Linked DNA regions of Homo sapiens: regions 2, 3 and 4 are each linked to region 1. The links are chromatin contacts, found by Hi-C or POLR2A ChIA-PET in ENCODE. All regions are on one chromosome and are shown on one strand. Each heading gives the region's core, a stretch centred on a gene start or an enhancer-like site at or near the end of the contact. The rest is flanking DNA. Distances are from core to core; before and after follow the strand shown. Region 1 overlaps EFHB (EF-hand domain family member B). Region 2 overlaps KAT2B (lysine acetyltransferase 2B). Region 3 overlaps KAT2B (lysine acetyltransferase 2B). Region 4 overlaps KAT2B (lysine acetyltransferase 2B).

The links. Hi-C counts contacts between places; a loop is a spot of excess contacts on that map. ChIA-PET counts read pairs that join two places held with the same protein, here RNA polymerase II (POLR2A). Pooled maps may share reads with other maps.
Region 2: a map of PC-3 shows a loop between it and region 1 (5-fold over the local background). The contact joins two enhancer-like sites. A Hi-C loop is called at or near these places in 4 of 168 maps with a recorded cell type or tissue (GM12878, PC-3, Right ventricle myocardium inferior and 1 more), 5 of 37 single-sample maps with no recorded cell type and 9 of 50 pooled maps. POLR2A ChIA-PET finds 5 or more read pairs at or near these places in 1 of 52 experiments (WTC11).
Region 3: a loop to region 1 is called in a map of naive thymus-derived CD4-positive, alpha-beta T cell, with 4 times the contacts of the local background. The contact joins two enhancer-like sites. A Hi-C loop is called at or near these places in 3 of 168 maps with a recorded cell type or tissue (CD4-positive, alpha-beta memory T cell, heart right ventricle and naive thymus-derived CD4-positive, alpha-beta T cell) and 9 of 50 pooled maps. POLR2A ChIA-PET finds 5 or more read pairs at or near these places in 4 of 52 experiments (RWPE1, activated CD8-positive, alpha-beta memory T cell, activated naive CD4-positive, alpha-beta T cell and 1 more).
Region 4: a loop to region 1 is called in a pooled map, with 2.8 times the contacts of the local background. The contact joins two enhancer-like sites. A Hi-C loop is called at or near these places in 31 of 168 maps with a recorded cell type or tissue (B cell, CD8-positive, alpha-beta T cell, Caco-2 and 23 more), 16 of 37 single-sample maps with no recorded cell type and 25 of 50 pooled maps. POLR2A ChIA-PET finds 5 or more read pairs at or near these places in 7 of 52 experiments (A549, AG04449, CD8-positive, alpha-beta memory T cell and 4 more).

Annotation. Positions count from the first base shown.
Region 1 is chr3:19,887,883-19,890,618 of GRCh38, reverse strand. It overlaps EFHB (EF-hand domain family member B), which reads left to right. Exons shown (of 13, transcript NM_144715.4): 10 at 1,968-2,175. Among named protein-coding and RNA genes, the nearest start is that of EFHB, 45 kb to the left of the region's middle. Within about 2 kb of position 1,323, at least 14 of the 41 ENCODE cell types and tissues checked have a DNase peak (open chromatin) inside an H3K27ac peak, as active enhancers do; they include heart right ventricle, where a contact is called at or near this core.
Region 2 is chr3:20,125,646-20,128,381 of GRCh38, reverse strand. It overlaps KAT2B (lysine acetyltransferase 2B), which reads right to left. Exons shown (of 18, transcript NM_003884.5): 10 at 2,269-2,477; 11 at 833-959. Among named protein-coding and RNA genes, the nearest start is that of MIR3135A, 11 kb to the left of the region's middle. RefSeq lists an enhancer at 2,282-2,361. Within about 2 kb of position 1,486, at least 5 of the 41 ENCODE cell types and tissues checked have a DNase peak (open chromatin) inside an H3K27ac peak, as active enhancers do.
Region 3 is chr3:20,103,063-20,105,798 of GRCh38, reverse strand. The region is part of intron 5 of KAT2B (lysine acetyltransferase 2B); the gene reads right to left. Among named protein-coding and RNA genes, the nearest start is that of MIR3135A, 33 kb to the left of the region's middle. Within about 2 kb of position 1,403, at least 4 of the 41 ENCODE cell types and tissues checked have a DNase peak (open chromatin) inside an H3K27ac peak, as active enhancers do.
Region 4 is chr3:20,053,440-20,056,175 of GRCh38, reverse strand. The region is part of intron 1 of KAT2B (lysine acetyltransferase 2B); the gene reads right to left. Among named protein-coding and RNA genes, the nearest start is that of KAT2B, 14 kb to the right of the region's middle. RefSeq lists an enhancer at 979-1,218. Within about 2 kb of position 1,400, at least 18 of the 41 ENCODE cell types and tissues checked have a DNase peak (open chromatin) inside an H3K27ac peak, as active enhancers do; they include heart right ventricle, where a contact is called at or near this core.

The DNA.
Region 1 (2,736 bases), core at 74-2,573:
CAGGATAATCCCCTCTGTCACATATGAACATTCACTCTACAGACATGGAAAGCATCAATACCAATTAAATATTCAGGCTTGGAAGCCGTAGCAATAATACATGGTTATCTTTAATTCTTCTCTGCAAACTGTGCCCAAACCCCATTAACTGAATTCGGACATCCTTCCCTACCATCCTCTCCCAGGACTGACTATGATGATGACTTTGGGAACTGTATCCAAACCATAAAAATGTGAGAATCTCACCCCACTGAACAGATGCATCCCTCTTGAAGACCTGGAGCCCTTGGTCCTACTTCTAATCATCTTTCTCCCTAAAGCGGATGAGATCAGGGCTTGGGGGAGGGAGGGATTAAGGGTGCAGAGGGAGAGAATGGCTTTGCACTAGTAAGTAAGAAATATTTACTTTGATTTTGAGTGGCATGGTGGTGGCATGGTAGCTCCATGAAACAAACCACCAGTGTTTTCAGTGCACACAAAGCCCTGCATATTAGGCGGTAATTTATCGTTGACAGCATCTGTTTCAGTTTTGGGGCTCTCTTGATTCAACAGCCACATCCCGCATTGCTTTTCAGCTAGGATGAGTGTGGGTTTGCATTTTTGGTTGTAGTAGAGACTTTTGTTTGTTTTTGAGATGGAATTTCACTCTTGTTGCCCAGTCTGGAGTGCAATGGCGCAGTCTCGGCTCACTGCAACCTCGGCCTCCTGGATTCAAGCGATTCTCCTGCCTCAGCCTCCCGAGTAGCTGGGATTACAGGCATGTGCCACCACGCTGGCTAATTTTGTATTTTCAGTAGAGACGGGATTTCTCCGTGTTGGTCAGGCTCCCAAAGTGCTGGGATTACAGGCATGAGCCACCGTGCCTGGCCTGTAGTAGAGACTTTTATAAAGGAGTCTGCTTTAATCCAGGGCATTTGCAGCTGTATTGTCAAGATCATATATTTTAAGTTCTCATTCTGTTTGAATACAAGGGTTAAGTAGGGAAGTTTTCCAGGGCTGTGGGTCTGACTGCAAGAATTTATAATTCATCGAGTCAGTTTCTCGTTCTCCAGGGGATTGCCTCCATCAGCATTGTAAATCCAGTCCTGGGCAGTAAGAGCTTAAATACTACGCAGTGACTCATTTATGATTCCTCTTGGGAGTTATTTCCTCTCAGGGAAGTCTCTCTGAGGGGGCCAAAGCTCCCTTATAGCAGGAAGAATTCACTGCAGAAACAAACAAGAAAACTGGGACCTTTGCCATCATCTCTGAATGGATTTAAGGTTGGCTTGATAGACTGCAGGAGGGACTGAGTGCTAAGATGTCCCAGCTGTTGACATTCTTCCTTAACGAACATTGTGTGCTCTGCCCCTTCATCTCCCAAGTGAATCAGCCAGTTTCTGCTGAGAGCCCTTATACATTTCCCTCTGTTCATACTCAGTGTAGGTACTTCTGTCTTTAACTGCTGTCTGAAAGGAGGTGAGACTTTTTCCCTCCACCCTCCTCCCCCTACTTACCAGGATGAATCTTAGTGTTACTTGTTTCAATGGGGCTGACCATCAGATTGGTAGCATTTCCCTCTTGCCCATAGGAGTGTTATGAAAACCAGACCACTGTCTTTGAACCCACCTCCGTGAACTTGTCCTGCAACTATCTCCCCAATTTCTCCTTAATAACAGGCAATGAAATGAAGGGCCATTTATTGCCAGGTTAAAACACAGAAGGTATTAAAAACTTTGTAAGGATAAAAATTGTAGAGAGCTGTCAAAAGTACACACCTATTGGTCATATGAAATGTCAAGCCCATATCATGGTAATAATGCTCTACCACGGTCTAACCAGCGTATTTGACTCCTCTTCTGTGAAAATTGAGACAAATTTGAATTTATGTGATGAAGCTATTTCTTTTTTCTTAAACTAAATAATGTTGCCTACTCTGCTCTTGAAGACAACTCCCATTTTATGTTCTTTTGCTTCCTGTATAACAGAAGGGAGATGGGATGATAGATAAAGACGAGCTGCAGGAAGCTTGTGACCAGGCCAACTTGAGTTTAGATGACAAGCTCCTGGACCAGCTATTTGACTACTGTGATGTGGATAATGATGGCTTCATTAACTATCTGGAATTCGCAAATTTTCTTAACTGGAAAGACAAAATGCTTCTTAAAGAGTATGAAGAGAGGGTCATTATTAAAGGTATTTAATTTTTGAAGGTTTGATGAATTATTATTTTTTTAAATTTTAAAATTTATTATTATTATTTTTAATACAGACGAGGTCTCACTATGTTGCCCAGGCTGGTCCTACTTGCCCTTGAACTCCTGGGTTCAAGGGATTCTCTTGCTTTGGCCTCCCAAAGTGCTGGGATTATTGGTGTGAGCCAGCATGCTTAGCCATTTGCTGAATTCTTAAATGGACTTCTGTATTTTAATTTTTCTAAGAGCTCAGCTATATTCAACTTTAATATTATATGAAAAATAAAAATATACATTTATACATGGTTTTTATTTGCTTGTTTATGCATGGAATATCTGTAGTAGTGTAGGAAAGAATCAATAATATTTATTATTTCCAGGAAGAGGCAGTTGGATGGCTGAGGGACAGGGTGGCAATGAGATTCACTTTTTAATCTATATTTTTGTATCTTTTGAGTTTGGAACCATGTATTATTTATTCAAAAAAATTAAAAGCACAAAACTTACACTGAAGCTCAAAATATAAAAGACAGTTTCTCAGAAACCTGTTTAAAAACGATTA
Region 2 (2,736 bases), core at 237-2,736, 240 kb before region 1:
AATTTCCTTAGTCCTTGTTTTCCCTTAGGGACAAGGTCATAAGAAATCTTTCTGAAGTGTAAGCTGCCTAAATCATCTTTCTAATCCACATTAACCATATCCTTTCCAGTAGTTCAGTGTCACTAATTGTGATTACATGTTTGCGTGTATGTGTAAATTAACAATGAACACTGAGATCTATTTTTCAAATATCCCTTCATTTGCTATCGACTACACTTGAGTTACATATTGAACTTGTACAGTATCCTGGTACCTCGCCCCAAAGTCCAACAAAGCCTTGGTACAACCCTACTTGTTGGTAGGTGAAACCACTTACTCTCCTCACACACATACACATACACTCACAGTGAGACAGAGGTCCCCAACCCCTAGACCATTACCAGTCCGTGGCCTGTTAGGGACCGGGCTGCACAGCACGAGGTGAGTGGCAGGCAAGTGAGCATTACCGCCTGAGCTCTGCCTCCTGTCAGATCAGTGGTGGCACTAGACTCTCATAGGAGTGCAAACCCCATTGTGAACTATGCGTGCAAGGGATCTAGGTTGCATGCTCCTTATGAGAATCTAACTAATGCCTGATGATCTGAGCTGGAACAGTTTCATCCCAAAATCATAGCCCTAATCTGACCCGTGGAAAAATTGTCTTCCGTGAAACCAGTCCCTGGTGCCAAAAAGGTTGGAGACCATTGGAGTGAGAGGACTATTCCCAGAAAGTCCTTAACTCCACTTTGAACCTTCTCTGGACATGGCACAGAGAGATCTTCCCAAGCTCTGCAGGCCTTAGTGAGAAGCCCCACATTCTGCTCTTCTTCTAAGACCTTGGGTTTACCCTTACCTTGACTTGCTCATTTGAGGTTACAGCACAGAAGACAATCTCTGTGAATCCTTGAGATGGGAACATACGGAAACAGATACCACCAATAACACGGCCATCTTTAATTAAAGCAAGGGTTTTGTGTTTCCTGAAAGAATAAGATTATGTCAAAGTTTTACCTATCCTAGTTATATAAATATACTTTTTGGGGTGTTCCTTATTAACCAACTAAGAAAGAGGGACATGTCCTAAGTTTCTATAGAAACTTCCTTCATGTAGCCCCTATCTCGCTAGACCATCCTTTTATCTGAACTTTTTAGAGCTAGGTCGCCTGCACAAGATGTCATCAGCACTCCCATCAGAACAAAATACCAGTCACCTAAGAAGTGCCTGAGGTTTACAAATAGAGAACAGAGTATGTGCAGAGGTGCTCTGGAACTGGCACAGCCAGTGCCAAGGAGGGGTCAGGGAGAGCAGGAAGTCATGGACAAACATGGTATGTGTCTCTGAAGAGTTAAGTCTTACTCCAAAATATTACAGAAACATTATGAAAAAGAATTTAAAATTTACATATACAATTTGCAAAATTCCGCATTATGGAATCCTTCCCTCTGTCTAAAGCATCACTCTGAATTGTCACAGGCATGGATCACAGTCCCCATAGGCTACTGGGCTATGTATGTTAAAATAAATTCAATTAGAGAAGTTTAGTTCTTTAGGGTTTCGTGGGTTTTTTTTTTTTTTTTTTTGAAATGGAGTTTCGCTCTGTTGCCCAGGCTGGAGTGCAATGGCACGGTCTCGGCTCACCACAACCTCCGCCTCCTGGGTTCAAGCAATTCTCCTGCCTCAGCCTCCCAAGTAGCCGTGATTACAGGCATGTGTCACCAGGCCTGGCTAATTTTGTATTTTTAGTAGAGACGGGGTTTCTCCATGTTGGTCAGGCTGGTCACAAACTCTCAACCTCAGGTGATCCTCCCACCTCAGCCTCCCAAAATGCTGGGATTACAGGCATGAGCCACCATGCCCGGCCTAGTTTTTTGTTTTTTTTTTTTAAGCAATGGATTTTCAAAGTTAACCTGTCTTATATCCCAATAATTGCCCACAGACCTGGGCAATAATGGCACCTAGTTAAGATACCAAAACCAATATTTTGATTATGAAGAAAGCAGAACATCTTAGTGTTACATTCTCTCACTGCTATAAAGAATGAAGCACAGGAGAGTCATCAGCAATGTAAAATATAAAGTTTCATCATCATTAACAAGAAAATTTGTAAATTGTTGAAAATTACTCTTAGCACTTTCAGACATGAAAATCAGCTTGGTGAAGCTCTGTATCCACAGCAAGACAGGTGCAGTAGTATTCGGTGGATGACTATGGCTGACTTTCACTATCTAAGCAGTTCCTCTTTCATTTAAAAAGGAAATAAGGAAGAAGGAACAGAAAGTACCACTTACGGGTCAAAGACGAGCCGTGTGATGTATTCTTTTGGCATTCGGGGCAGCTGGTGGGAGAAAACGTTCTGTAGGCCAACCAGCCACATCAGGATCTTCTTGTTTGGTTTCTGGTTGAGGGAATTGCCAACCACGTGAAATTCAATTACACCCCTGCGCTCTTCCAACCTTGCCGCCTCATCCCTGGCCGAGTGTGCTGACAGAAAATTGGTCTGAGATGCAAGAGACAGGAAAAAATTACACAGAGCTATTCTCTCAAGACAGTGGGGATGGGACACATCCAAGCTTCTCATCTTTGTTCTAATAAGATACACATTTGTGGATTTTCAGAGTCCTAAATACACATGTGTGCACACATACACACAGAGACACATACACATACAAGTTATGAAGACAAGACAGAAAAGGCAGGTAAAGCATTTTGAGAAATTGGAGTATTATATGTGTACACGGATGATATTCAGTGTAGAT
Region 3 (2,736 bases), core at 154-2,653, 220 kb before region 1:
GACAGGGTCGTGCTCTGTCACCCAGGCCGGAGTGCAGTGGTAGGATCATGGACAGCTCCAAGCAGCCTTGACCTCCCGGGCTCAAGCAATCCTCCCACCTCAACCTCCAGAGTCGCTGGGACCACAGGCTCATGCCACCACAGACACATGCCACCACACCCAGCTAGTTTTTTATTTTTATTTTTGTAGAGATGAAGTCTCATTCTGTTGCCCAGGCTGGGCTCAAACTCCTGGGCTCAAGCGATCCTCTCGCCTCAGCCTCCCAAAGTTGCTGGGATTACAGGCATCAGCTACTGCACACAGCCACTCTGTATTCTTATGAAACATCTCCCCAGTGTGGGGGTAAGCTTTAACTTTCAAAAGTTCTACACAATTCAAAATCTAAGACTAATTACTTGCACTTTCCTTCAGCAGACTGTTGGACAGTTGTATTTTAAGAAGTCATAATCCTGTGACACTTTCTTTTTAGGTTATTTCTTCATGGAATTAAATAGTGTACTATCATGAAATTCAGGAACTTCAAAATATTTGCCCACATTTTTTTCTATAACCACAATTGCTCCTGGGAGTATATATAAGGTACAGTTAACATACACTTATGTAACAATATTTAGGTTGAGCAAGGTGGCTCACGCCTTTAATCCCAGCACTTTAGGAGGACGAGGTAGGCAGATCACCTGAGGTCAGGAGTTCGAGACTAGCCTGGCCAACATGGTGAAACCCCATCTTTACTAAAAATACAAAAATTAGCCAGGCATGGTGGCACGCACTTGTAATCCTAGCTACTTGGGAGGCTAAGGCAGGAAAATCGCCTGAACTCAGGAGGTGGAGGTTGCAGTGAGCTGAGTCGCGCCACTGCACTCCAGCCTGGACAACAGAGTGAGACTCCATCTCAAAAAAAAAAAAAACAAAAAAACAACAAAAAAAGAATACTTATATTTTTCTTTTCTTCAGAACAGAGAAGTAATTTAAGCAGTACTACTGTTCAGTCTGCTTTTAATTTTTATGGAATAAATATTTACAAGTTAGCTCTGTAATGAACACAATCATTTTCTAAGTCCAGTCTTTTCCACAAAGAATCCTGTTTAACTTCATTTTCAGACTGATATACTGCAAACATTTTCGGCACATCTTTGTTCTAATATTTACAGTAACTGCTGTAAGTTATAAGCTGAACCAGCGTTATAGGTCCTGAGGTTCTCTTACAGCAACATCAAGATAAAGCCTGCTGGTGCCTGCAGCCAGTAATATTACCCATTTTTGAGAAGATCAGTATCAGTGAGACATCATGCTGTGGTGGTATGTGGTTTTTTTAATTCCCCATGTGGTCATGGCAGTGAGGTTTTACTCCGAATATTGATTCTCCTAATTTTCACAGGTTGTTCCTCTCTACTTCCCTTTCCTCATCAACATGACGTGATGGTGGGGACGTGGGGGAGGTTGGTGTCATCTACCTTCATTTCCTTATTTATTATTAATAGGGGCTATTGGTCTACATTTCACCTAGAAATCAGCACGTTTCAGAACTCATTAGGGCATATTCATTTCTGTTTCTCTCAGCAAGTTTCTCTTTCCCATTGTCTGACTCCACTTTTTGCCTTCAGCTGTTGGCTCAGGAGGCTGGGCTATAAAGGACTCTTTTGCTGTTTTTCTATTCCCTGCTATCTTAATTTCTAAAGCGATATTCAAATAATTACACACTCACTCAATTATACATTTAAGGCTTTAGCTTAATAAGCTCCACATTGGCAGTGACTGAGTTTTAGAGAACAATGTGCATGGGAGGAAAATGATGATGAGCATCTTCCCAGCACCTGCTCTGTGTGTCAGAAACTACATACAAACCACCCATGGAATACTCACAAAAGTCATGACACTTGGACAGAGAAAGAAACCAAAAGTCTCTTTAGACCAGAGACTGGTCTAAAGCTCATGTAAAAAGGGAGAGATGGACCCACACCATTCAAACCCAGCACTCATCCAAACCAATTTCCATTTTTACTACTTCTTAAGTATTCATAAGTGCCACCAATTTCTTAGTAATTCTCAAAGGCTGCCTTGCATTTTTCTTCTGTTTTCTAAAATATCATAGCTGGGCACAGTGACTCACACATGTAATCTCAGCACTTTGGGAGGCCAAGGTGGGAGGATTGCTTGAGGTCAGGAGTTTGAGACCAGCCTGGGCAACACAGCGAGACCCCATCTCTATAAAAAATAAACAAATAGCCAGGCATGGTGGCATGTGCCTGTAGTCCCAGCTACTAAGGAGGCTGAGATAGATGAATTGCTTGAGTCTAGGAGGTTGAGGCTACAGTGAGCTATGATCATGCCACTGCGCTCCAGCCCAGGATACAGAATAAGACACCATCTCTAAAAAAAATAAAAATAAAAATAAAACAAAATATACTAATGTCTCCCAAGCTGCTTCACAATTAATTCTCCTTTTTCTTGATGAAACGATTATTTTCTCTGCTAAAAGTCGCAAATGCATTCAGGGCCCTGGCTTTGACAAATATTCAGCTTTGTCAATTGTTCACAGACGGGATTAAAAAATACATATTTTTGAGAGACTTATCGTCTCAACTCTTATTATAAACAAGAGTTTCAATAATATAGCAGAGTTTCAATAATACAGAACTATTGTTAATGTAAAATCCTAAAATGAAAGATACGGAAATGAAGATATAATTTAAAAACTTATTTTGAAGAAATCTGCAATTCCTATAAATATCAATT
Region 4 (2,736 bases), core at 151-2,650, 170 kb before region 1:
CCTAGACTATAATAACTTCCAACTGGCCCTCTTTATCTACTGTTTCTCTCATATACTTTATTCTTCTCAGAGCAGCCAGAGGGGTCACTTCAAACCGGAAATCTAATTTGAATTCACTGGAAACAGCCCAGATGTCCATAACAAGTCAACAGATAAACAAACTAGTACGTCCATACAGCAGAATACTCCTCAGCAATAAATAGAAATTAACTACCAATGCATCCAACACCACGGATTAATCTCAAAAATATACTGAGTGAAAGAACAGTATGTACTATGTGGTAACATTTATATGAAAAATAGCTAAATTAACTTAAAGTGACACAAATCAGATCAGTGCTTGCTTCCAAGGGAGAGAGACTTGAATGGCAAGGAGCAGGCAGAAATTTTCTAGGGGGATGGAAAAGTTCTGTCTTGATACGTATTTGTTGAAACGTATCAGAACTAAAGATCTTGACATCACTGTGTAAAAATTATATGTTGGCAATCTGGCCCCCATTTATCCCTTCCACCTAATCTCCTACACTCATACCCCCCACCCCACCCACCTCCATCTAGCCACACAGGTCTCCTGACAGGCCTCACACACGACAAGCCACTTCTGGCCCCAGAGTCTTTGCACGGCACCCTCTTCCTCACTTCTTATCATGCAGGCCTCGGTCCGTGTCCCTTCTGCAGAAGGATTTCCTGGGCATGTATCTAGAGGAATTCCCCAGGCATTCTCATTTAATTCTCTGTTTTCATTCTCTGCGAGGCACTTACCACTTTCTGTTATTTTCTGGCTTATTGTCTGCTTCTGCTACCAGAAAGCAAGCTCTGCAAGAATAAGGACCCATCTGTCACTGTATCACCAGCATCTAAATCAACACCTGGCACATTAAATAACAATTTGTTGAGTAAACGGAAAAAGTTGACATATATCACTGTCTCCACATTACAGCTGCGAAATCTGAGGCTTGTAAAGCATAAGTAACCTCCCCATAGTCACACATCAGGGTTCAAACCCAGGCAGTCTGGTGCCCAGGTCCATGTTCTAAACTACTCTCACGTCTGGCTCACAACAGTTTTGCTTCTCTGCTTGGTTTTACTCTGTTCCCTCTATCTGGGCTGGGTCTCTCTCCCACCCTTTCACCTCCCCCTGGCTCACAATGGTTTCTCTCTGCATTGACTTCATGCTTGATTATTCATTTTAATTTTTCTTTCACTTAATATCTGTCTCCTCAACAAGAAAAGGGCTCCTTGTGGCTTTTGCTTCCTTTTGCACATGTAGCAGAGAAGTGGCCACAGGCCCCTAACCGGTGCTCACAGATGTGTTCCTTTCGAGGTGGGATGAGTCAGGTAGTCCTGTGAGTATGTGCCAATCCTGGGTTACATGACTCACTTCATTATTTCAAAGTATGCTGACCTTGGCATCTTTGGCATTCTGCCATCTAGTTTCAACACCAGCTTGTCAGAGCTGATGCAAATTGGCACTGCCACCATCAATCACTATGATATTACTCAGGTCTCATCCTTGTACTTCTGGAACCTCCTGCATACCACACAAACCTCGCAAAAAGCTGCACAAGCCAAGAGTACACAACGCATGGGGACTGATTAGGATGGCATGGAATTTAATGGAAGCAACCCCATACAACTTGCCCTGAGGTTACTGACAAGATTACCCTAAACCTCCTCCTGATATTAGGTGATGTATTGTTCCAAGTGGACCATTAGAGACATTATTCACACTTTTTTCCAAAATAAATGCATCCATCTCCTTCACATCTGTAATCAATCCCAGCACTTTGGAAGGCCGATGAGGGTGGATCACGAGGTCAGGAATTCAAGACCAGCCTGGCCAAGATGGTAAAACCCCGTCTCTACTAAAGATACAAAAATTAGCTGCGTATGGTGGCAGACCCCTGTAATCCCAGCTACTCAGGAGGCTGAGGCAGAGAATTGCTTGAACCCAGGAGGCGGAGATTGCAGTGAGCCAAGATCGCGCCACTGCACTGCAGCCTAGGTGACAGAGCGAGACACCGTCTCAAAAAAAAAACAAAAAAACAAAAAACAAAAACAAAAAAAAATAAGTCTAAAGCCGGACACAATGGCTCATGCCTGTAATCCCAGCACTTTGGGAGGCCGAGGAGGATGGATCACTTGAGGTCAGGAGTTTGAGACCAGCCTTGCCAACATGGCGAGACCCCATCTCTACTAAAAATACAAAAATTAGCTCGGTGTGGTGGTACATGCCTGTAATCTCAGCTACTTGGGAGACTGAGGCAGGAGAATCACTTGAACCTGGAGATGGAAGTCGCGGTGAGCTGAGATCATGCCACTGCACTCCAGCCTGGGCTACAGAGTGAGACTCCATCTCAAAAAAATAAAATAAAATAAAAATAAATAAAAAATAAGCCTAAATGGTAAAGGAACAATTAAAGAAAGTCTATTGTAGACTTTAAAGTGGGCCACAAAGTAACAAAAAATATAAATAGTAGTTTAAAGAATGCCTTCATATACAATTGATTTTTAAGTTTACTAATATAATACAGACTTCTAGAATATATGCTAAAACTTTGTCTCACTTTGTAGCTTTTAACTCACTGATCTCATAACACTCATATACCTTCCTGAGTTTTTTTGTTTTGTCTTGTTTTTTGAGACAGGGTCTCACTCTGTCACCCAAACTACAGTGCAGCAGCACACTCACGGCTCACCACAGCCTCGACCTCCTGGACTCAAGTGATCCTCCTG